Regions from separate parts of the Homo sapiens genome. Here region 1 is linked to region 2. A link is a loop called in an ENCODE intact Hi-C map of the cell type or tissue named here. Cell type or tissue: ascending aorta. All regions are shown on one strand. Links, peaks and the distances in the headings refer to the core of each region. The heading gives the core; the rest is flanking DNA. Region 1 has its middle 31 kb from the start of MRGPRD. Region 2 overlaps MRPL21 (mitochondrial ribosomal protein L21).

Region 1 (11,540 bases), core at 4,725-7,224, 60 kb after region 2:
GCGTGCCACCACACCTGGCTATTTTTTTTTTTTGTAAAGATGGGGTTTCGCCATGTTGCCCAGGCTGATCTCAAACTCCTGGGCTCAAGTGATTTGCCCACCTTGGCCTCCCAAAGTGCTGGGATTACGGGCGTGAGCCACCACACCTGGCCTCTTTTATTATTATTATTTTCATAGAGACAGGGTCTTGCTTTTTTGCCTGGGTTGGTCTTGAACTCCTGGGCTTAAGCCATCCTCCTGCCTCAGCCTCCCAAAATACTGGGAATATAGCTTTTGCTAAGCTCCCAGCAGTGACCACAATTCCTTTTAAGTGCCAGGGCTATAATGTGGGCCTAAAACCTCCCAAAGCAGCGTGGTGCCCTTCAGCCCACTCTGGGATCCCTCTGGGCAGCTCTGGGATTATAGGTGTGAGTTACCGTGCCTGGCCCTTTGGTGAAATTTCTGTTCAAATCTTTTGCTCATTTTTAAGATAAATTGAAGTGTCCTATTATTGAGATATAAGATATCTTTAGGCCGGGCATGGTGGCTCATGCCTGTAATCCCAGCACTTTGGGAGGCCAAGGCAGGCGGATCACGAGGTCAAGAGATCAAGACCATCCTGGCCAACATGGTGAAAGGCCATCTCTACTAAATATACAAAAATTAGCGGGGGCATGGTGGTGTGCACCTGTAATCCCAGCTACTCAGGAGGCTGAGGCAGGAGAATCGCTTGAACCTGGGAGGCAGAGGTTGTAGTGAGCCCAGATCATGCCACTGCACTCCAGCCTGGGCGACAGAGGGAGACCCTGTCTCAAAAAAACAAAACAAAACAAAACAAAACTTTATATAGCCTGGATAGAAGTCTTTTATCAGATGTATGATATGCAAATATTATCTCCCAGTCTTTGGATTCTTTCAACATTTCCTTAATATTGTCTTTGGAAGTGCAAAAGTTTTAATTTTTTAAAGTCCAGTTTATCGATTTTTTTTCTTTTATGGCTGTGCTTTCTGTGTCATGTCTAACATCTCTTTACCTAAATTGAGATCACAGAGGTTTTTCCTATGTTTTCTTTTAGACATTGTACAGATTTAGTTCTTCTGTTCAGGTCTGTGATCCATCTTGAGTTCATTTTCATGTATGGTATTGGTATAAGGCAAGGGCCAAAGGTTGGTTGGTTTGGTTGGTTGGTTGTTGCATGCGGATCTCCAGTTGTCTCAGCAATTGTTGAAAGACTCCTGTTTCTTCACGGAATTTCCTTGGCATCGTGTTAAATATTGTTTGAGCATAAATGGAGGGGTTCATTTCTGGGTTCTCAATTCTGTGCCATTCATCTGTCCATCCTTACGCTAATACCACAGGCTCCTCCCGTCCCCATCATGAGGGCAGCCTTCTGGTCATGGAGACATTGCAAGTTTACACTTAGAGGCACGGCCCCCACAACCCGTCTCTGACTCAGCGAAAATGGAAAGAGTTTTGAAAACATATAGCCACACTCAAGATAAACACCCCCGTGTTCCAGACCACAGAGAGAAACAGGGCTGGCTGGGTGCGATGGTTCACATCTGTAATCCCAGCACTTTGGGAGGCCGAGACGGGCGGATCACCTGAGGTCAGGAATTTGAGACCAGCCTGGCCCAACATGGTGAAACCCCGTCTCTACTAAAAATACAAAATTAGCCGGGCATGGTGGCACATGCCTGTAATCCCAGCTACTCGGGAGGCTGAGGCAGGAGAATTGCTTGAACCTGGGAGGCGGAGGTTGCAGTGAGCCCAGATCGCGCCACTGCACTCCAACCTGGGCGACAGAGCGAGACTCTGTCTCAAAAAAAAAAAAAGAAAGAAAAAGAAACAGCTGGCCGAGGAGGGGACGCTGTGGACCTGCTAGGGTCCTCGTCTGGTCAGGAGCAGGGGCGGCCTGGAGCCTTTTTTCCTGTGGGCCAAAGGAACAAAAACGGCCAGTTACGAAGTGGGATCTGAGCCAGGCTCTCACTATGAAACTAGATGGTAAGGCAGGCTTTCTGATTCATCAGAGGAAAAAAAAAAAAAGCTGTTCCAGTTACTATGGCTGCATAACACATCTACCCAAAACAGCCATTTATCACATTCATGGGTTCTGTGGCTCAAGAATTTGGACAGAGCACAGTGAACATGGAGATTCGAGAGGCCGGTGCTTGTCTCAAGGTGGCACCGACCCTGAGGTGAAATTTGGCCCTGGGGCTGCGGTAGGGTCAGGCCGACCTTGTCCCCTGCTGAGACCCCATGTTTGCTTAGCTCCCCAGCACCCACCCTGAGAGTCGCCCAGTGAGTCGCATGCCCCCGGCTCAGGCTGCCTTCTGGGCACCGGACTTGAGCGTCAGTCCCCAGCCTCGCAGCCCTAGGTGCCAGTCATGTGCTGATTATCTCCAGCTTTGATCCCTCCCCACACTCCAAATACCACTCACATTTCTCCTGGGATGTTTAGTAGGCAGGTGAGTGCAGCGCCTCCAGAATCCAGTGCCTGGTCTGCCCCGGGGAGTGGACTGAGCGCTTCCCTCCCCACAGGTAAATCCATATGCTAATCCCCAAACCTGCGAATGTGACCTTATCTGGGAAAAGAGTCTTCGCAGATGTAATTAAGTAAAGGTTCTTGAGAGGAGATCATCCCGGGTTACCTGGATGGTCCCTAAATCCAATGACAGGTGTCCGTCTAAGAGACATGTGAGAAGAGAAGGAGGCTGCCTGCAAACACAGGCAGAGGCTGGCGTGGTGCAGCCACAGGCCAAGGAACGTGGAGCCCCCAGAAGCTGGAAGTGGCAGGACAGGGCCGCCCCTCGAGATTTTATCTTGAAGAGAGAGAATCAGTTTCTGGGTTTGTTGTTGTTGCTGTTTTTTGAGATGGAGTTTTGCTCTTGTTGCCCAGGCTGGAGTGCAGTGTCGCAATCTCAGCTCACTGCAACCTCCGCCTCCTGGGTTCAAGCGATTCTCCTGCCTCAGCCTCCCGAGTAGCTGGAATTACACCTGGAATGACAGGTGCCCGCCACCACACCCAGCTAATGTTTTTATACTTTTAGTAGAGACAGGTTTTTGCCATGTGGCCAGGCTAATTTCGAACTCCTGACCTCAAGTGATCCACCCGCCTCGGCCTCCCAAACTGCTAGGATTACAGGCGTGAGCCACCGCACCAGGCCGTCGCTGCTTTTGAGTCAGGGTCTCAGTGTGTGACCCAGGCTGGAGTGCACTGGTGCGATTATAGCTCACTGAAGCTTCAGCCTCCAGGGTTCAAGTGATCCACCTGCCTCAGCCTTCCAAAGGGCTGGGATTACAGGCGTGCGCCACTGCCTCTGGCCTTCTTACATCTTTTTTCCTGTTTTCTATCTCTCCATCTCTTCCTTTTTTAAACAATGAGATGTTCCTCAGCCTTATTTTCCAACCATTTTATTTTTGTTTAGGTTTTAAAAATTCACACCATTTTCCTTTCAGCATCGAAGAGCCCTTCCCTCATGTCCCTTTTTGCAGTGCTCTCCCTGTGGGGCTGCGTCTTCTCTTTTCTGTCTGTGGGTGTGGTTTTGTATTGTTTGCTGCTTTCTTTTTCCTGCAGTGTTTCGATTACAAATGGCTTCCGTCTGCCTTTCGCATCGTGGCTTTCTGCAGATTCTGGTAGTTGTCCCCTCCTATCAGCCAGGGACTGACTCTCCAAGACCGTGCGGAGGGCTCGCTGACTGTGGGCTTCACTGAGGCATCAGCTGCCCGGCCGTTGAGCCAGGGACCAGAAGTCTTTCCCCCTGGATGTGCCAGGTTGCAATCACAGTCTCTGTTCATACACCTGCTTACTCACCCTCCACTCAGTACGGGGTTCCCCCGCCCAGCTATGCCTTGGGACCCTCAGGCAGACTCATTCTGTTTTACCCACTGCAGAGCCTAGTCGGGTATTTGGTCTTTTCTCAGAGTAGAGGAGGAGGCTTCTCTGAGTAGCAGATGGGATTAGAAGATCTGATTGCTGCTGCTTTCATAAAAATTGTAAAATATCTATAACATGAAATTTAACATTTTAACCATTGTGTAAGCAAGTGTACAACTCAGCGGCATCCCTTACATTCCCAGCATTGTGCAACCATCACCACCATCTGTCTCCAGAACTTTCTCATCTTCCCACATGGAAACTCCATCCCCATCAAATACCAACCCCCCAGCCCCTGGAATCTCTGTTCATTTTCTGTCTCCATGACTGATTGCTTCTTTTAAAGACTTCCATCCACCCGCCTTATTTTAGCTCCTTCCCACCCCACTTCTTGGGCTCCCAAGGCCCCCAGTTCCTGAGCCTTTAGGTGATTCTGTGGCATCAATTTATTTAGTGGCCTTATGTAGATGTGTGTGTTCAATCCGCTAACTTTACATGGATGTTTCTCTAGATCAGGGGGTCCCAGGGGTACGGGTCCATGACCTGTTAGGAACTGGGCCTCACAGCAGGAGGTGAGTGGTGGGTGCACCCGTGAAGCTTCATCTGTATTTACAGCCACTCCTCACTGCTCGCGTCACCGCCCGAGCTCCGCCTCCCGTCAGATCAGCGGCGGCGTTAGATTCTCATAGGAGCGCGAACCCTATTGTGAACTGCGCATGCGAGGGATCCAGGCTGCGTGCTCCTTTATGAGACTCTGATGCCTGATGATCTGTCACTGTCTCCCATCACCCTAAGATGGGACTGTCTAGTTGCAGGGAAAGAAGCTCAGGGCTCCCACTGATTCTACATTATGGTGAATTGTAGAATTATTTTATTATATATTACAATGTCAATAATAGAAATAAAGTGTGCAATAAATGTCATGCGCTTGGGTCATCCTGAAATCATTCCCCCTGCCGCCCCACGGCCTGGCCCATGGAGAAATTATCTTCCACGAAACCGGTCTCTGGTGCCAAAAAGGCTGGAGACTGTTGCTCTATAATATTTAAGTTATCTTTTGCAGAGACTTTGTTTTTTGAGACAGGGTCTTGCTCTGTTGGCCAGGCTGGAGTGCAGTGGCACAATCACGGTTCATTGTAGCCTCGACCTCCTGGGCTCCAGAGATCCTCCCACCTCAGCTTCCTGAGTAGCTGGGACTACAGACACATGCCACCATGCCCAGATAATTTTTTAAAAAAATTTTTAGTAGAGATAGGGTCTTTGTTGCCCAGACTGGTCTGCTGGGCTAAGTGATTCTCTCACCTCAGCCTCCCAAAGTGTTGGGGTTACAGGCGTGAGTCACCACACCTGGCCCTTTGCAGATACTTTGTAAACAACCAGTAGAATCATTTTATAATCACATTATATTACATAATCATTTAATGTTAGTGCTTAATGACAAAAGTTGGATATAAAACTACAAAATCAGCATGCTCAACGTACGCCAAACACACATATATGCATAGAAAAGATGGAGCTGGGTGTGGTGGCGCACACCTGTAGTCCGAGCTACTCAGGAAGCCAAGGCAGGAGGATCGCTTGAGCCCAGGAGTCCCAGGCCAGCCTGGGTAAACATAGTGAGACCTTGGCTCTAAAATTAAAAAAAGAAAAAGAAAAGATACAAAGGCATATGGCCATTGTAAACACCTCTGATCTTTGGGATTTGGTGTGATTCTTGGTCTCTCGTTTATAGCTAAAAAAAAAAAAAGTTTCTCCAATGATGAATGTTGGTTCTATAATCAGAACAGGACAATTCCTGCTGGTTTTCCAGTTAGGCAGCTGATGGGGTCGCAGCTGCTCCCATTTTTCAGCAAGTGCCAAGGAAAGGCCAGATTTCCAGTGGGTCTGGGGTCCTCCACATTCTTTCTCCATCCCAGGCCTGTGTGGTCTCGGTGGCTGTGGGCTGGGGTGAGCCAGAGTTGGGCAGTGAGGAGAGGGAAATTGGCCCAGTTTGTGTCTTAGAAAAGTCCCTCTGGTGGCTGCCTTGAGGAGGTGTCTGAGGTGGAAAACCTGCCAGCAGCTATAGTCTGGAGAAGTCAGAGTCAGGTGGGGTACACAGGGGCGCATCTGCTGACTATGCATGGGCTCAGTCATCAGAACTTGCAGACTGGCCTCCTGCAGGGGTGAGGGGCTGGGAAGATCCCCACGCTTCCGGCTTGGGGGACGAGTGACTTTAATGGCTCACAAAGCACTGTCCAAATGTTCTTAATAATAAGAATTGTATTTCTTTCTTGTTTAATGCACATATGCTACCCAGAAGTCCCACACTCCTGGAAATGCATGTATATGCAGAATTCCGGGTTTTCTAGTGATGTCAGGCTGATTGGCATCTACCAGACAGTTCTACTGAGACCTGGGGCCCCTCGCCATGAGCAGAAGCAGGGAAGGCTGCAGCCCCCCTGGGGTAGGAGCTCTTTGTCCTCATTGTAGCAGCGGTGGATGCAGCTCTCAGCCTGGCCCTTTCAAAGTCAGCCGGATAGGGTCGGAGTTCCTCCTGTCACTTGGGTCAGCCGGACAGGGGCCGAGCTCCTCCTCTCACAGGCCCGCTCTGTCTCATGACAGGTGTCAGTACCCGCTTGTCTGCTGGGAGAACTGTGTGATTCTCTGACAGAGGTCATGACACCTTGGTACATTCTGCACCTTGGTTGCTGGGGGAGACATCTGACATCAGCCCGGCCAGGAGAACCCAGCTGTGGTTCCAGGTGTGGTGTGTGGCTCCAGGGAATGGCCTTTGGGGGTTTCAGCCAGTCACGGCAAGCCTATCCCCTTGACCTGTGCCTATTCTAGGTGGACCTGGGAGCCTGATTCCAGGGGGACCTGGGAACCTGGTTCTGTTTAATGAACAGCGGAGAGGAGGACAGAGGAGAGAGGCCCCCAGAGGCTGGGGGCCTCTGGGAAAGATCTGATTTACATTTTCTTTCTTTTTTGAGGCAGGGTCTCGCTCTGTTGCCCAGGCTGGAGTACAGTGGTGCAATCATGGCTCACTGCAGCTTCAACCTTCTGGGCTCAAGCGATCTTCCTACCTCATTCTCCCCTGTAGCTGAGACTACAGGCATGCGCCACCAATATCTAGCTAATTTTTGTATTTTTTGTAGAAATGGGGTTTCACCATGTTGCCCAGGCTGCTCAAACTCCTGGGCTGAAGCAATTTACCTGCCTTGGCCTCCTGAAGTGCTGGGATTACAGGTGTGAGCCACCGTGGCAGCTCTGTTTTTAAGGTTTCACTCTGTCACCCAGGCTGGAGTGCGGTGGCACAATCACAGCTGACTGCATGCAGCCTCCACCTCCTGGCTTGAAGTGATCCTCCCATCTCACCCTCCTGAGTAGCTGGGACTGCAGGCATGTGCCACCCAGCTAAAAAATACACCCAGCTAATTTTTGTATTTGTTGTAGAGATGGGGTTTCACCATGTTGCCCAGGCTGGTCTCAAACTCCTGAGCTCAAGCAACCCACCCGCCTCGGTCTCCCAAAGTGCTGGGATTACAGGCATGAACCACCACACCTGGCCTGATTTACTTTATCTCAGTGGATTTGCCACTTCTGGACATTTCCTGTCATAGAGTTGTTCAACATGCGGCCTTCTGTGACTGGCTTCCTTCACTGAGCATGTCTTTCGGCTTCATTGGTGCTGCAGCGTGTCAGCTCACCATTCCTTTTTTTTTTTTTTTTAATAGAGTCTCGCTCTATCGCCCAGGCTGGAGTGCAGTGGTGTGACCTCAGCTCACTGCAACCTCCGCCTCCCAGGTTCAAGCGATTCTTCTGCCTCAGCCTCCCAAGTAGCTGGGACTACAGGTGTGCACCACCACGCCCAGCTAATTGTTTTGTATTTTTAGTAGAGACGGGGTTTTACCATGTTGGCTGGGCTGCTCTTGAACTCCTGAACTCTGGTGATCCACCCACCTTGGCCTCCCAAAGTGCTGGGATCACAGGCGTGAGCCACCGCGCCCGGCCTCGCCATTTCTTTTTAAGACAGAATAACATTCTGCTGTGTGGGCACACCACTTTTTGTTGATCCATTCATCAGGGTAGGCATTTCGATTTTTCCACTTTCTGGCTATTGTGAATAATGCTGCTATGAACATTTGTGTTCAAGTTTTAATGTGGACGTCTTTTTCCTTCTCCTGGTTACTTACTTAGGAGTGCAAATGTGGGGTTTCATGGTAGTCTGTCCTCTGGATGTCTTGAAAAGCCAGCAGTGATTTAGGCCTTTGCAGCGAGCCTCTGAACCAGACTCTTTATAAAACTGTCTCCTTTGGCCCTCACTCTCCCCCTGGGAGGGAGGTGTGGATGTTCTGTCTGTGTTTTCAGGTGAGGAAACAGAGGTGCAGGGCAGCGGGGAGACTTGCCGGCCCTCACTGCAACCTCCGCCTCCTGGGTTCAAGTGATTCTCCTGTCTCAGCCTCCTGAATAGTTGGGATTATAGGCATGAGCCACCACGCCTGGCTAATTTTTGTATTTTTAGTAGAGACAGGGTTTCACCATGTTGGCCAGGCTGTTCTTGAACCCTGACCTCAGGTGATCTGCCTGCCTCGGCCTCCCAAAGTGCTGGGATTATAGGCATGAGCCACCACGCCTGGCTAATTTCTGTATTTTTAGTAGAGACGGGGTTTCACCATGTTGGCCAGGCTGTTCTTGAACCCTGACCTCAGGTGATCTGCCTGCCTCGGCCTCCCAAAGTGCTGGGATTATAGGCATGAGCCACCACGCCTGGCTAATTTCTGTATTTTTAGTAGAGACGGGATTTCACCATGTTGGCCAGGCTGGTCTCGAACACTGACCTCAGGTGATCTGCCTGCCTCGGCCTACCAAAGTGCTGGGATTATAGGCATGACCTACTGCGTCCGGCCAGACTCTTTTTTTTTTTTTTTTTTTTGAGACGGAGTCTTGCTCTGTCTCCAGGCTAGAGTGCAGTGGCGTGATCTTGGCTCACTGCAACCTCCACTTCCCAGGTTCAAGTGATTTTCCTGCCTCAGCCTCCGGAGTAGCTGGGACTACAGGCACATGCCACCATGCCCAGCTAATTTTTGTATTTTTAGTAGAGACAGGGTTTCACCATGTTGGCCAGGATCCTCTCAATCTCTTGACCTCGTGATCTGCTCACCTTGGCCTCGAAAAATGCTGGGATTACAGGCGTGAGCCACCACGCCCAACCAACTCCCTTTTTATTTAAGAGTACAGCACTAATAGCTCACAGAAAGCTCTAGGTGTGCGGATGGGGGAAGGGTGAGTTGATTAGTGGTTTCATTGTCAGCTTACAAGGACATTAGTGATTTCGTTGGGGAAAACCTTTCATATCACTGTCTGGAGTTCTTGCCTCTTGGGCAGGCCATTTTCCCCAGTGTGGTAGAATAATAGCTCCCCAGCGTTGTCTGTCCATGTCATAATCCCTAGGATCTGTGAATTTGTTACCTTAAATGGCAAAGGAGACTTTGCAGGTATGATTAAGAATCTTGAGACTCAGAAACTCTTAGGAGGCCAGATGTGGTGGCTGGCGCCTGTAATCCCAGCACTGAAGCTGCAGCAGGAGAACTGAGAACAACCAGGGCAACATAGTGAGACCCCCGTCTCTACAAAAAATAAATAATTATCTGAGTGTGGTGATGCATGCCTGTAGTCTCAGCTACTTGGGAGGATGAGGTGGGAGGATGGCTTGAGCCCAGGAGGTGGAGGCTGCAGTGAGCTGTGCTTGCACCACTGCACTCCAGCCTGGGTGACAGAACAAGACCCTGTCTCAAAAAACAGAAAAGAAAGAAAAGAAATTGTTCTGAATTATCGTGGTGGGCCCAGTGTAATCAAATCACAAGAGTCCTGAAAAGAGAGAGGCATGAATGTAAGAGACAGACACGGTGATGTGGTGATGGAAGAGAGAGATTGGAGATGCTACCCTGCTGGCTTTGACGATGGGGGAGGGCCCACCAACCAAGGTTGACAGGTGGCCTCTAGAAGCTAGAAAAGGCAAGGAACAGGCGGGGTGTGGTGGCTCACGCCTATAATCTGAGCACTTTGGGAGGCCAAGGCGGGCAGATCACCTGAGGTCAGGAGTTAGAGACCAGCCTGGCCAACATGGTGAAACACCATCTCTACTAAAAATACAAAAATTATCCAGGCGTGGTGGCGTGTGCTTGTAATCCCAGCTACTTGGGAGGCTGAGGCAGGAGAATCGCTTGAACCTGGGAGGTGGAGGTTGCGGTGAGCTGAGGTCACGCCATTTCACTCCAGCCTGGGCATCAGAGTGAGACTCTGTCTCAAAAAAAAAAAAAAAAAAAAAAAGAAAGAAAGAAAAGAAAGAAAAGGCAAGGAACAGATTCTCTCCTACAGACTACAGAAGGAATGCAGCCCTGCCAACCTGTGTTAGACTTTGGGCCTCCAGAACTGTAAAATAACACATTTGTGTTGTTTTAAGCCGTGAAATTGGCAGTCATTTGTTCCAGCAGCCATAGTTACTCTCCAGGTAACTAATGCACCCAGTAAAGAATCCTCTAACTTTCTGCCCAGGGAGCTGGGGTCTCCCCCAACCAGTGTGCGCTTTGATTTTTCCTCCAGTGTTCAGAATGGCGCCTCATCCCTGTCCTGGTCCCACCTGGTGCCCCGGTTGCAGGCCTGAGCTTTGTTGGCGATGGAGGATACTAAGCATCCGCCCGTGTTTTTGGATGCAGGCTCCATGCTGGGCTTGGGGTTGGCTGGAGAGCATGAGACGGGGGAGGAGACGCACTTTCCCCCGAGTACCCACCCCTGAGAGCGAGAAGAGCACGTTGGTTATGCTCGCTCACGGCTCTGGAGCCCCAACATCTGGCTGCAGAGTCCACTTCTGCTGCCTCCTGGCTTTGTGACAAGCCACTCAAACCCCTCCAGACCTCGGTGGCCTCGCCTGTAAAACGAGGATAGTGCTGGGAACAGTAGTATCCGGTGCTGTGGGGGCCTGAATGATTAACTTCCTTATGACGCCAGGAACCGCCCTGGCCTGAGGGAGGGCGGCACCCAAGTCTTTATTAGCGAAGTCACGTTCGAGTTTGTGTTGCGTGCCGGGCGTTACGCCGAGTCCTGCACCTGCACTGTGTCCTTTCATCTTCATGGCAGCTCTATGGGGTCGTTTCAGTGAAATCTTTTCCCTGGGAGAAATTCCTGGGAACAGGGAGTGCCAGCTCACTTCTGCAGCTTTCAATGGCCCGGGGTCCCCAATTGCTTACTGCAGTGGGGTCCTCATCCAGCAGGGGCCTCCCTGTCCAGGCTGGATGGTGGAGGCCCCCGGTCTCAGGCCACTCTGGGGCTGTGGGAGCCGGTTGGGTGGGGACATGATGGCTGGAAGCAATTTGCATGAGGGGGATCTGAGATTGGGGCAGGGGGTCTCGTGGGAGGCTTTTGAGTTTCAGGGCCCTCAGTACATGGCCCCCTCCTTCCCAGCCACACACAGCCCATCTGCACAGGGCCTCGCTGGGGAGCAATTCTTTGGGAATTGGCGAGGGTGGGGACCAGGGTGGGGGTAGGGTGGGGGGGCTGGGGTGGGGCGGGGGCAGGATGGGGGTGCTGGGGCAGAGTAGGGGTCTGGGGGTGGGGCGGGGCAGGGTGGGGGCAGGATGGAGGGTTGGGGTGGGGTAGGGTGGGGGGCTGGGGGTTGGGGGGCAGGGTGGTGGCCTGGGGGTGGGG
Region 2 (11,540 bases), core at 6,113-8,612:
GGCCCAGGATCCCACCGACATCTGCACCTCACTGAAGAGGCAATACCAGCCCACCTTGGGAACCAACCTCTGGCTCATCAGCTGCGAGGAATTAGGGATTCTGAGAGAGAATTCATTCATTCACAGAGTGCTAACTGCATACCCAGGGTGGTAGTTGATGCTGAGCAAACAGGAGTGAATAAAATGGATAGATGCCCCCTGCCAGAGCTGACAGCCTAGCAGGGCAGGGAGGAAGATGGGAAGCCTGTGAACATATGAATAACATTTGCTGACCCAGGAAGGGACAGACAGCGAGCAGACAGTGACCTGGGGAGGCACCTACTGAGATGGAATGGTCTGGGCCCCATCCAAGCTAGAGAGGAGGATCTATAGCAGCTACACACTTATTTCAGCAGGGCGTGGTGGCTCACGCCTGTAATCCCAGAACTTTGGGAGGCCGAGGTGGGCGGATCACTTGAGGCCAGGAGTTCGAGACCAGTCTGGGCAATATGGTGAAACCCCATCTCTACTAAAACCACAAAAATTAGCTGGGCATGGTGGCGCATGCCTGTAATCCCAGCTACTTGGGAGGCTTAGGTATGAGAATTGCTTGAACCCAGGAGGCAGACATTTCAGTGAGCTGAGATCGCACTCCAGCCTGAGCAACAGAGCGAGATTCTGTCAAAAAAAACCAAAACACTTATTTCATATTCAAAAAAATATTCTAACTTAATTAATTAATTTTATTTATTTTTTTGAGACGGAGTCCTGCTCTGGAGTGCAGTGGCACCATCTCAGCTTACTGCAACTTCCATCTCCCAGGTTTAAGCAATTCTTTTGCCTCAGCCTCCTGAGTAGCTGAGATTACAGGCACACACCAGCATGCCCAGCTTTTTTTTTTTTTTTTTTTGTATTTTTAGTAGAGATGGGGTTTTGCCATGTTGGCCAGGCTGGTCTTGAACTCCTGACCTCAGGTGATCTGCCTGCCTCAGCTTCCCAAAGTGCTGGGATTACAGGCGTGTGCTACCACACCCGGCCTCTAACTTAATTTTATTATTATTATTTTTAGAGACAGGGTCTTGCAGTGTTGCCCCAGCTGGACTCAAAACTCCTGGGCTCAAGTGATCCTGCTGCCGTAGCCTCCTGAGTGGCTGGGACCACAGGACGCATCTTATCCCATGAAGACTTGCTATGCTTTGAATGTCCCTTTGGAAGGGGAAGACTGCCTTCCACCCTCTGAAGATTTGCTGAAAATCAAATGTCAAAAGACAGATTAATAGGAGAAAAGGCATACAAATTTATTATGTGGGTGAGGGAGACTCATGCCATGATTACCATAACCCCGCAATGGGGTATAGGAGATTATACCCCCTCTTTTCCTAGAGGAGGGAGGAGATGGGGAATATGGACGATTCTTCTGAGGGGCAGCAAATGGTTATTAGGGAAAAAGAACGGACCCAGGAGACAGAAATTAACTTGTAAATGATTCTCTCTGGAGTCTGAACGAGCCCAAGAGGCAGGCATGATCTGGGGGAAAAATCTTTTTTTTTTTTTTTCTGAGACAGAGTCTTACTCTGTCCCCCAGGCTGGAGTGCAGTGGCGCGATCTCAGCTCACTGCAACCTCTGCCCTTCGAGTTCAAGTGATTCTCCCGCCTCAGCCTCCCAAGTAGCTGGGATTACAGGCATGCGCCACCGCGCCTGGCTAATTTTTTGTATTTTTAATAGAGATAGGGTTTCACCATGTTGCCCAGGATGGTCTTGAACTCCTGACCCGTGATCCACCAGCCTCGGCCTCCCAAAATGCTGGGATTATAGGCATGAGCCACTGCGCCCGGCCGATCTGGGGGAAAAGACTTTCTAAGTGCGGTTGCATCTTCAGACCTCGTCTGTCACAATGACTTAACAGGGAGGGGGTAGGAGGGGCCCTATTTGGAACGTCCAAAAGTTAGTTTGAGGTCAAAACCAGACTGCATTTAGAATTTGAAATTTGATTTTGGGAAGTTTGTTACGTATAAAAGGTTTGAAACACTTGATATCAAAATAAGAAAGGTTTAAAACACTTGATCAGGCCGGGCGCAGTGGCTCACGCCTGTAATCCCAGCACTTTGGGAGGCTGAGGCGGGCGGATCACAAGGTCAGGAGATGGAGACAATCCTGGCTAACACGGTGAAAGCCCGTCTCTACTAAAAATACAAAAAATTAGCTGGGTGTGGTGGCGGGCGCCTGTAGTCCCAGCTACTCGGGAGGCTGAGGCAGGAGAATGGCGTGAACCCGGGAGGCGGAGCTTGCAGTGAGCCGAGACTGCGCCACTGCACTCCAGCCTGGGTGACAGAGCAAGACTCCGTCTCAAAAAACAAAACAAAACAAAACAAAAAACAAAAAAACACTTGATCAAAATAGGATTACGGGTCATGGTAAAACAATAGTCATTCATTTAGCCAAAATGACAATTAAAAGATGTCAGAAAGCAAAATCTTTACTTTTTGATAGAGAGGAGATTGAGTTTTCTAAACAATCAAAAGACCTAACAAAGACAGCAAGAGGGACATGCTGACCCCCCTGCCTTTTTTTTTGTCGGTTTACTCAAAAGGTGAAGACAAAATTTACTATTTCTTATTAATACCACATGAAAATCTTGTTCAAAAGAAAACAAGTTCTATCCTTGCATCGGTATATTACTGTATGTTAAAGCTGATTTTATTTTATTGCATTTTATTTTATTTTTTTGACACAGAGTTTCACTCTTGTTGCCAAAGTGCTGGGATTACAGGCGTGAGCCACAGCTCCCGGCCTAAAGCTAATTTTAATAACAGCTTAAAAATAGATCTGTCCAGGCCAGGCACGGTGGCTCATGCCTGTAATCCTAGCACTTTGGGAGGCTGAGGCTGGCAGATCACTTGAGGCTGGGAGTTCAAGACCAGCCTGGCCAACATGGCAAAACCCTGTCTCTCCTAAAAATACAAAAAATCAGCTGAACAAGGTGGTGCACACCTGTAGTCCCAGCTACCCGGGAGGCTGAGGCAGGAGAATCACTTGAACCCAGGAGGCAGAAGTTGCAGTGAGCTGAGATTGTGCCACTGCATTCCAGCCTGGGTGACAGAACGAGATTCCGTCTCAAACAAAACAAAACAAAACAAAAATAGATTCATCCAATCTTAATCAGCTTTGACCACACAAGATTTCCACAAACCTTTTATAACCTCTTACAAAAACCTTTTTGAGTCTGTTTCTCCAACTTTCTATATCTATTGTTTTATTTTTCACTTTTTCAATTTAAAACAACCTTTAAATAACCTGTAAACTAGACAAAATTACTTTTCCTTTAACAAAACTGCATTCTCATGTTTTTTTGTAACCCTCCTTACCAAAAACACACCCTATTTTCTCTGTACACTTTGCATACAGAATTTGTTTTTCTTTTATCTGGTTTTTCTTATTGGGTTGTGTGTGTGTTTTTTTAACAGGGTCTTACTCTGCTGCCCAGGCTGGAGTGCAGTGGTATAATCACAGCTCACCTCAGCCTCAACCTCTCAGGCTCAAGCCATCCTCTTGCCTCAGTCTCCCTACTAGCTAGGACTACAGGTATGCACCACTACACCCATCTAATTTTTGTATTTTTTTGTAGAGATGGGATTTTGCCATGTTGCACAGGCTGGTCTTGAACTCCTGGGCTCAAGAAATCCGCCTGCCTCAGCCTCCCAAAGTGCTAGGATCACAGGCATGAGCCACTATGCCCTGCCAGTAGTTTTAATTACATGTATTAACTATAGTTTTAACTCTTAGTAACTCTGATTTCCAGTGAAAAACCTAGGGGGTAAGCAATTTTAATTGTTATGTACCAGGTTCATAGCCCAAGACAGAGACAGAGCTGTGAGGACATGGCTGGAGGGTCCAACCCCTCCCAGCATGGTCAGGAGGCAGAGCTGGGCCAGGGAGGATGGGACGATATTGGGCTTAGCTCTGCTCAGCAGCTGCTGGCCTAGGCACTGAGGACACGCATATGTCACCAGGACTTACCATGGCCACCTGCCTAAAGCCTAGAATCTAAAAGCTCAAAACCAAAGACATGACGTCACAGACAAACAAGTATTAAAAATATCACAGAAGTGGCCACGCATGGTGGCTCACACCTGTAATCCCAGCACTTTGGGAGGCTGAGGTGGGTGGATCACCTGAGATCAGGAGTTTGGGACCAGCCTGACCAATATGGTGAAACCCCATCTCTACTAAAAATACAAAAAAAAAAAAAAAAAAAATTAACTGGCATGGTGGTGCACACCTGTAATCCCAGCTACTTGGGAGGCGGAGACAGGAGAATTGCTTGCACCTGGGAGGCAGAGGTTGCAGTGAGCTGAGATCCTGCCACTGCACTCCAGCCTGGGCGACAGAACAAGACTCTCTCACAAAAAGAAAAAAAAACAAGAAACAAAAATCACAGAAGCAACAGTTTTATGACCTTAAAACATCTAACCAAGATTGTATAAATTACTCTGACCTATAGACCCAGGCAGAAATGTTTGAAATTCTGCAGATATTTTTATCTTATTTTACCAGAAGTTATTAAGTTTATTTCATTTTATTTTTTAGCCTTTTATTTTTCATCTAACTACTTTCTGTGAGTTTTTAAAATTTTAAATAGAGGTAGGGTCTTGTGTTGCCCAGGCTGGTCTCAAACTCCTGGCTTCAAGCGATCCTCCCACTTCGGCCTCCCAAAGTGCTGGGATTACAGGTGTGAACCACCATGCCTGGGCACCAACAGTTTTAAAACTAGTTTCATTTATCAAAGATTACTAAAGTCATGTGAACTTGAAAAGCATTTAGGCTTTTTTTTTTTTTTTTTTTTTTTTTTTTTTGAGACGGAGTTTCGCTCGTCACCCAGGCTGGAGTGTAACAATGGCGTGATCTTGGCTCACTGCAACCCCCGCCTCTCAGGTTCAAGCGATTCTCCTACCTCAGCCTCCCAAGTAGCTGGGATTACAGGCGCATGCCACCACGCCTGGCTAATTTTTTGTATTTAGTAGAGATGGGGTTTCACCATGTTGGTCAGGCTGGTCACGAACTCCTGACCTTGGCTGATCCACATGCCTCGGCCTCCCAAAGTGCTGGGATTACAGGCATGAGCCACCACGCCCAGCCTTTGGCTTATTAATAATGAGGACTTGCTTATTTGTAAGTCAGTTTGGTACCAAGTAGACAGTATACCAACAGACATGTATACACATGTATTAATACAAATACAAACAAACATAAATACAAATCTTATAGCTTTGATTTTTAAATTTTAGCCACAAGATAGGCAAAACTCACTGGTTTAAAAGGACAGTTAGACTAAATTATGCCACTGTAAATGGAACAAGTTATAGCTGAAGCCCTTACAGAGTTTTTGAGAAACCAGGGTAGCAAATTTATATTTCATTCAAAGCACAACGAGAGAAAGTAAGCATTTTAAAAGGAGCTCAGGTGTGTTAGAGGAAGATTAAAAATGAATGCCAAGATAACACAAAATCATAGGATTTCACTACAGGATTTTATAGAGACTATTGCATTTATATAGTTAACTTGTGGCCAGGCACGGTGGCTCATGCCTGTAATTCCAGCACTTTGAGAGGCCAAGGTGGGAGGATTGCTTAAGGCCAGGAGTTTGAGACCAGCCTGGCCAACATGGTGAAAACCCGTCTCTACTAAAAATACAAAAAATTAGCCGGGTGTGGTGGTGCACGCCTGTAATCCCAGCTACTCAGGAGGCTGAGGCACGACAATCACTTGAACCCAGGAGGTGGAGGTTGCAGTGGGTCGAGATCACACCACTGCACTCCAGCCTGGGCAACAAGAGCAAAATTCCATCTTAAAAAAAAAAGACCCTGTTGTCAATTCCTTTGTGTATAGCCCCAGAAGTGGAACTGCTGGATCGTGTGATAATTTGAGGAAACTTGTCTAGTTTTTAAAAGGAGTTAACTTTCACCAGTTTGATATTGATAATATTTTATATATTTATATATATATATATTTATTTATTTATTGAGACAGAGTCTCACTCTGTCTCCCAGGCTGGAGTGCAGTGGCGTTATCTCTGCTCACTGCAGCCTTTGCCTCTGGGGCTCAAGCGATTCTCTTGCCTCAGCCTCCCCAGTAGCTGGGATTTCAGGTGCACGCCACCATACCTGGCTAATTTTTGTATTTTTAGTAGAGACAGGGTTTCACCATGTTGGCCAGGCTGGTCTCAAACTCCTGACTTCAAGTGATCTGCCCGCCTCAGCCTCCCAAAGTGCTGGGATTATAGGCGTGAGCCACCACACCCAGCCAATATTGGTAATATTTTATAGGCATGTCACCAAACAGTTCCCCAGACGGCAGTGGCTGTAGGTAATACAAATAGTGAACACTGACTGAGCACTTGCTGTGGGTGGCTTGCTAACTGCTGGATTCCTCACAGCAACGCATTAGGTTTGGTGCTAGGATGACCCCCATTTGACAGATGAGACAGGGGCTGGGTAACTTGCTCAAGATCACACCCAGCTCACTGCGGTGGGTCTGGGATTCACACTCAGCTCTCTAGCTGCAGAACCCATGCTTACACCCCACCCCACCACCAAGCTGAACTGCCTGACTGCAGCAGGAGTCTCCAGAACCTGTTTTTTATTTCAAGCATAGTAAGAAATGGAGATGTGCTTATGTCAAAGAATATGGAATAGGCCAACGATTCCCGTCTTAAACATCCTATAACCTCCACATAGAACAGAGACCACACGAGACGCTGCTGGGCTGGCTGGGAGAGAACCTAGAGAGGGGGTGGGTAAGGGGAAAGGATGCGAGGCCTCATGATTCTAGAGACATCACTTTCAGATGGAGATAGCATGAGCTACCGCATTTAGAAATTTATTACTTCCAGATGTGGCTGCATTAAAGACGCAAGCACACCACAGCCCCAGGTCCCTCCCACCACCCCCAGCTTCGCTCCAACCCATGTGGAGCCCTGGAGGCCTGACTCTCTGGGTTCTCACGTCTCCAAATTCAGGATGCCCGGGATGGGCGGGACCAGGAGCGCTCAGCCCACTGGGCTGGCGCCCCCTGCTGCACGCGGAGAACACGATGGGGGAGCTGGGCCAGCACCTACCAGGGCGCTGGGCACCTGAGGGGTTTTCTTATCTCCAGATCTCAGAGCGACTCCCTGTAGGACTCCTGGGGAAAATACTTAGCCGGGTCGGATTACAGGTTTGTATCTTGTCACTTGAAGCCCTAACTCTTCTTTTGGAGGATGGCTCTGTCTTTGTGAATGAACCAAACCAGGGGCCTGGCATCATCTGAGAGCCCCTCATCCCCACGCCCAGGCCCTTCCCTTTGCTGGTTCCTTCGCTACTCTGGCTCCAGGACCCTGTCCCTTCTCACCTGGGTAGCTCCCAGCAGGCCCTGCTGCCTGCCTCAGCCACCCCTATCGATCCCAGCAGCCCAAGCCCTCTGGGTCTGCCTGCTACTTCCAAGACTGAGTTCAGCACAGCCTGGGCCTCTGCTCTGTCCCTGCTGTTGTCAGCTCCCAGAATGTGCTGTGCCCACTCCCCAGCTGTCCCTCCTCCTGTCCTGCCCAGCCCTCCTGGATCCCTGCTGCGCTGTGTCACTCCCCCTGCACTGTGATCCCTGCCCCTGCTCGACTGTGTGAGGCAGAAGGGCCAGGAGCAGGGACCCGAGGCCACCTGCTCTGAACCCCAGCCTTACAAAAGCCCCGCTGGCGACAGATCTGTTTCGATTACTCAGATGGAATTTGCTGTTCTTGTCCATCTCGTGGAATCTAGGTTGCGCCTCTCTTGATGTCAGCTCCAAGTCCCAGCTGCGTCCCCGCCCCACTCCCCTGGGCCCTGCCGCCGCCACATGGGGTGGAGGGCTGCCAAGAATACTATTTATCCAGCCCTGGGAGGGCCATGCTTGTCATTCTCCCCGAGTTCCTGTTTTCTCTGGCTCGGGGGCCTGGTGCTTACAGACATGCTGCTCCAGTTAAACTATCTACAACAGGCATGCACGGCTTTAAACCAGAACACAGAAACCTGGTCTCCTTGGGAAGCAGGAGTTTATTTTTATCCTTTTGTAAGTATTAACTCGGTAATCACAACAAACACGGAGCAATCTCAATGCTGTTTATCCGGAGGACAGTCTGCGGGGTCGTGACGACTGAAAGAAAGGATGTCACAGGCTTGACCACAGACCCTGACTGTTGTCATCAGTTACAGCAGGGGCTCTGCACACAGCCCTCCCCAGCCAGCGCGACCCCGGCAACGTCCCCTGCTGCACATGGCCGTGTTTATCTCCAGGTGTGCACTGACTGCCTCGCTAGCTTGTTCGTTCACTCTGTTGGCAGGTGCAGAGGCTGGGACACCAGACGCCTCATGGCCAGGAGTGCCCTGCGCTGGCACCTCACCTCTCCTCCCACACTGTCTATGCTGTGACTTCTGGAGTGCGTGGGAGGATGGCCCCACCTGAGTGACCTTGAGGCTACCTGGAAGTGTCAGAAGGTACATGAGAGGCTCCCCTACCCAGATGACTCTAAGGTGACAGCCAATACCAGTATTCTGGGTATATTTAACTATGCCCACTGTTGGTGGTTTAGGCCGGCAACTGCAGTTATAGCAAGAGCTGTGAGGGACAGAATTCTGCAGCCGCTCAGCTATGTGGCCCATGCCCCGTGGGTGCCATCCCTCAGGATGCCCACTATGGGGGATGTCCTCAGTGCAGACCTGCTAGGACAGCCCTACACCTGCTTGCGGATTCACTGCTGCTTTGGGGACAGTGCTAGGCGTCATGGGTTGGAACAAAGTGGGGTCATGCGTGGAGGGTGGAGGAGAAGGGGAGCGAGGTGGGGTCACGCGTGGAGGGTGGAGAAGGGGAGCGAGGTGGGTTCACGCGCGGAGGGTGGAGGAGAAGGGGAGCGAGGTGGGTTCACGCGCGGAGGGTGGAGGAGAAGGGGAGCGAGGTGGGTCACGCGCGGAGGGTGGAGGAGAAGGGGAGCGAGGTGGGGTCACGCGCGGAGGGTGGAGGAGAAGGGGAGCGAGGTGGGGTCACGCGCGGAGGGTGGAGGAGAAGGGGAGCGAGGTGGGGTCACGCGCGGAGGGTGGAGGAGAAGGGGAGCGAGGTGGGGTCACGCGCGGAGGGTGGAGGAGAAGGGGAGCGAGGTGGGGTCACGCGCGGAGGGTGGAGGAGAAGGGGAGCGAGGTGGGGTCACGCGCGGAGGGTGGAGGAGAAGGGGAGCGAGGTGGGGTCACGCGCGGAGGGTGGAGGAGAAGGGGAGCGAGGTGGGGTCACGCGCGGAGGGTGGAGGAGAAGGGGAGCGAGGTGGGGTCATGCGCGGAGGGTGGAGGAGAAGGGGAGCGAGGTGGGGTCACGCGCGGAGGGTGGAGGAGAAGGGGAGCGAGGTGGGGTCACGTGCGGAGCGTGGAGGAGAAGGGGAGCGAGGTGGGGTCACGCGTGGAGCGTGGAGGAGAAGGGGAGCGAGGCTGGACCCTCTGGGTGCTCCCTCTAGGATGAGGGTGGCAAGTGGGCAGTGGCAGCCAGGTTGAGACCTGCCTGGGCTTCCTGTCCCGAGACCCACGTGCCCCACACCCTCCGTCCGCATGCGCCTGGGCAACCAGCACCGTGCAACAGGGCCCAGCGGTACTTTCTCTAACTTACTTCTTTTCTTCTTGAAGTTTTTCCTTTTCCTGAATCTCATAATGATTCTTGGCCATGATTCTGTCTTTTCAATGACTGTGGCTTCTACTCGAACAAGATCCTTTCTAGAAGGAAGAAAAATCAACAATAATGTACCTTTTGGATTATTTTTCAAATGCCTTAGGTGAGAATTTCTAAAATGAAGTTATACTTTCTCTTTTGTTGATTATAAAAGTAATACGCCCTCAATGGAAACATTTTGAAAACCACGAAAAAGGACCACAAAGAACAGTTCCAGGGAGTCTGAACAAATCTTCAGAGGACCACACTGTCATGAAACAGCAAGAGACCAATAATTTGGTCTGGATGTTCTCATGGGCCCTAAATGTCCACTATTATTAAGTATAAATGTTGTGTTTGGTGTCAACAAAGAATATGAATGCAACTCCCCACCTGGCCTAATTGCACTGTGACCACTGTCTGCATGTCCAGCCCTGGAGCCCCAGACAAAGCCCAGCACTTCACAGCCATTACCCGAGGAGTGGCTTGCCAAGCAGCGTGAAGTTGTCTGCCCCAACCAGCAGGACCTGAAAAATTCAACAGGTGTGTTTCATCAGTGGCTCATTACGATGAGTAAGAACAGTTGCTAATAACAGGTAGTGATGTCAACACCACACAAAATGAGAAAGACTGAAAACATTGTGACATGAATTTCATCTGCTGTCTAATGATCTCTTTAATATCTACAACCGGGGCTGTGAGCTGACAAGTGGCAGCACTGCACAGCCGTGGGGCTGCCTAAGGGAAATGCTCCAACCCTCAGAGGAGACGCACAATTTGATTATTAGATACCATGGATATGCATCCAGATAGCTGCTGTAATCCTCATACCAACGGTGACTTCAAAAACCCTTTCTATCTCCGGCCAGGTGCGGTGGCTCATGCCTGTAATCCCAGCACTTTGGGAGGCCGAGGTGGGTGGATCACAAGGTCAGGAGATGGAGACCATCCTGGCTAACACGGTGAAATTAGTCTCTACTAAAAAAATACAAAAACTTAGCTGGGCGTGGCGGCATGCACCTGTAGTCCCAGCTACTCAGGAGGCTGAGATTGCACCACTGCACTCCAGCCTGGGCGACAGAGCGAGACTCTGTCTCAAAGAAAACAAATAAACAAAAAAAAACAAAACCCTTTCTATCAAAGCATAACATAGAGAGAAAAAGCACAAATCATACCATTGTGTCTCTTGGCGCAGTTTACAGTTCTACTAATATTGCAATGATTGAGGCTCTCCTGTATTCTTTTAACGACTGCAAAATTCTCAAGAGCCAGGCAACCATTCTCAATGCCGGGAAATCACGACACCAAGTGTGGCTGCAGATGAAGACATCTTTGCTTCCAAATGCAACAGTGTTCTTTCTTCTTTTTGTGACCCAGAGTCTCGCTCTGTCACCCAGGCTGGAGTGCAGTGGCGTGATCTTGGCTTGCTGCAACCTCTGCCTCCCAGGTTCAAGTGATTCTCCTGCCTCAGCCCCCTGAGTAGCTGGGACTACAGGCGCCCACCACAAACCCCGGCTAATTTTTTTTGGTATTTTTATTAGAGATGGGGTTTCACCATGTTGGCTAGGCTGGTCTCAAACTGACCTCAGGTGATCTGCCCGCCTCGGCTTCCCAAAGTGCTGGGATAACAGGCGTGAGCCACCACGCACGGCCTACAGTGTTTTTATTAGATGTTGGAGATCATCTTAAATTTTACTGATAAGAAAAAATCCAATCATACTCAACTTAAATGTCTAGAGACAAAGTATATCATATAACAAACTCAGCGGACACGCATGTTAGATAGTGACAAATAATAAAATAAGTATTTTTAGAGTTTGTTTCAGCATGACATGTGCACTCCCACTGGGTTTCCTGTTATAAAAAA

The links. A loop is a pair of places that touch in the nucleus more often than their neighbours do. Peaks named below come from ENCODE experiments on the same cell type or tissue, not always from the same donor. Only the 100,000 strongest peaks of a DNase experiment are listed, where the experiment ranks them.
Region 1: a loop joins it to region 2, with 2.1 times the contacts of the local background. A loop is called at or near these places in 4 of 110 quality-filtered maps.

The regions. Positions count from the first base shown.
Region 1 is chr11:68,944,610-68,956,149 of GRCh38, forward strand. No RefSeq gene overlaps it. Among named protein-coding and RNA genes, the nearest start is that of MRGPRD, 31 kb to the right of the region's middle. RefSeq lists an enhancer at 2,027-2,890. In ascending aorta, for the core only: a CTCF peak has its summit at 5,875; no DNase peak of the experiment used is centred there.
Region 2 is chr11:68,883,256-68,894,795 of GRCh38, forward strand. It overlaps MRPL21 (mitochondrial ribosomal protein L21), which reads right to left. Exons shown (of 7, transcript NM_181514.2): 5 at 10,148-10,200; 6 at 9,635-9,738; 7 at 8,023-8,140. The coding sequence ends at 8,076. Among named protein-coding and RNA genes, the nearest start is that of MRPL21, 15 kb to the right of the region's middle. In ascending aorta, for the core only: a CTCF peak has its summit at 7,073 (motif pointing left); DNase peaks (open chromatin) are centred at 7,006 and 7,846; H3K4me3 peaks cover 1,255 bases; H3K27ac peaks cover 1,993 bases.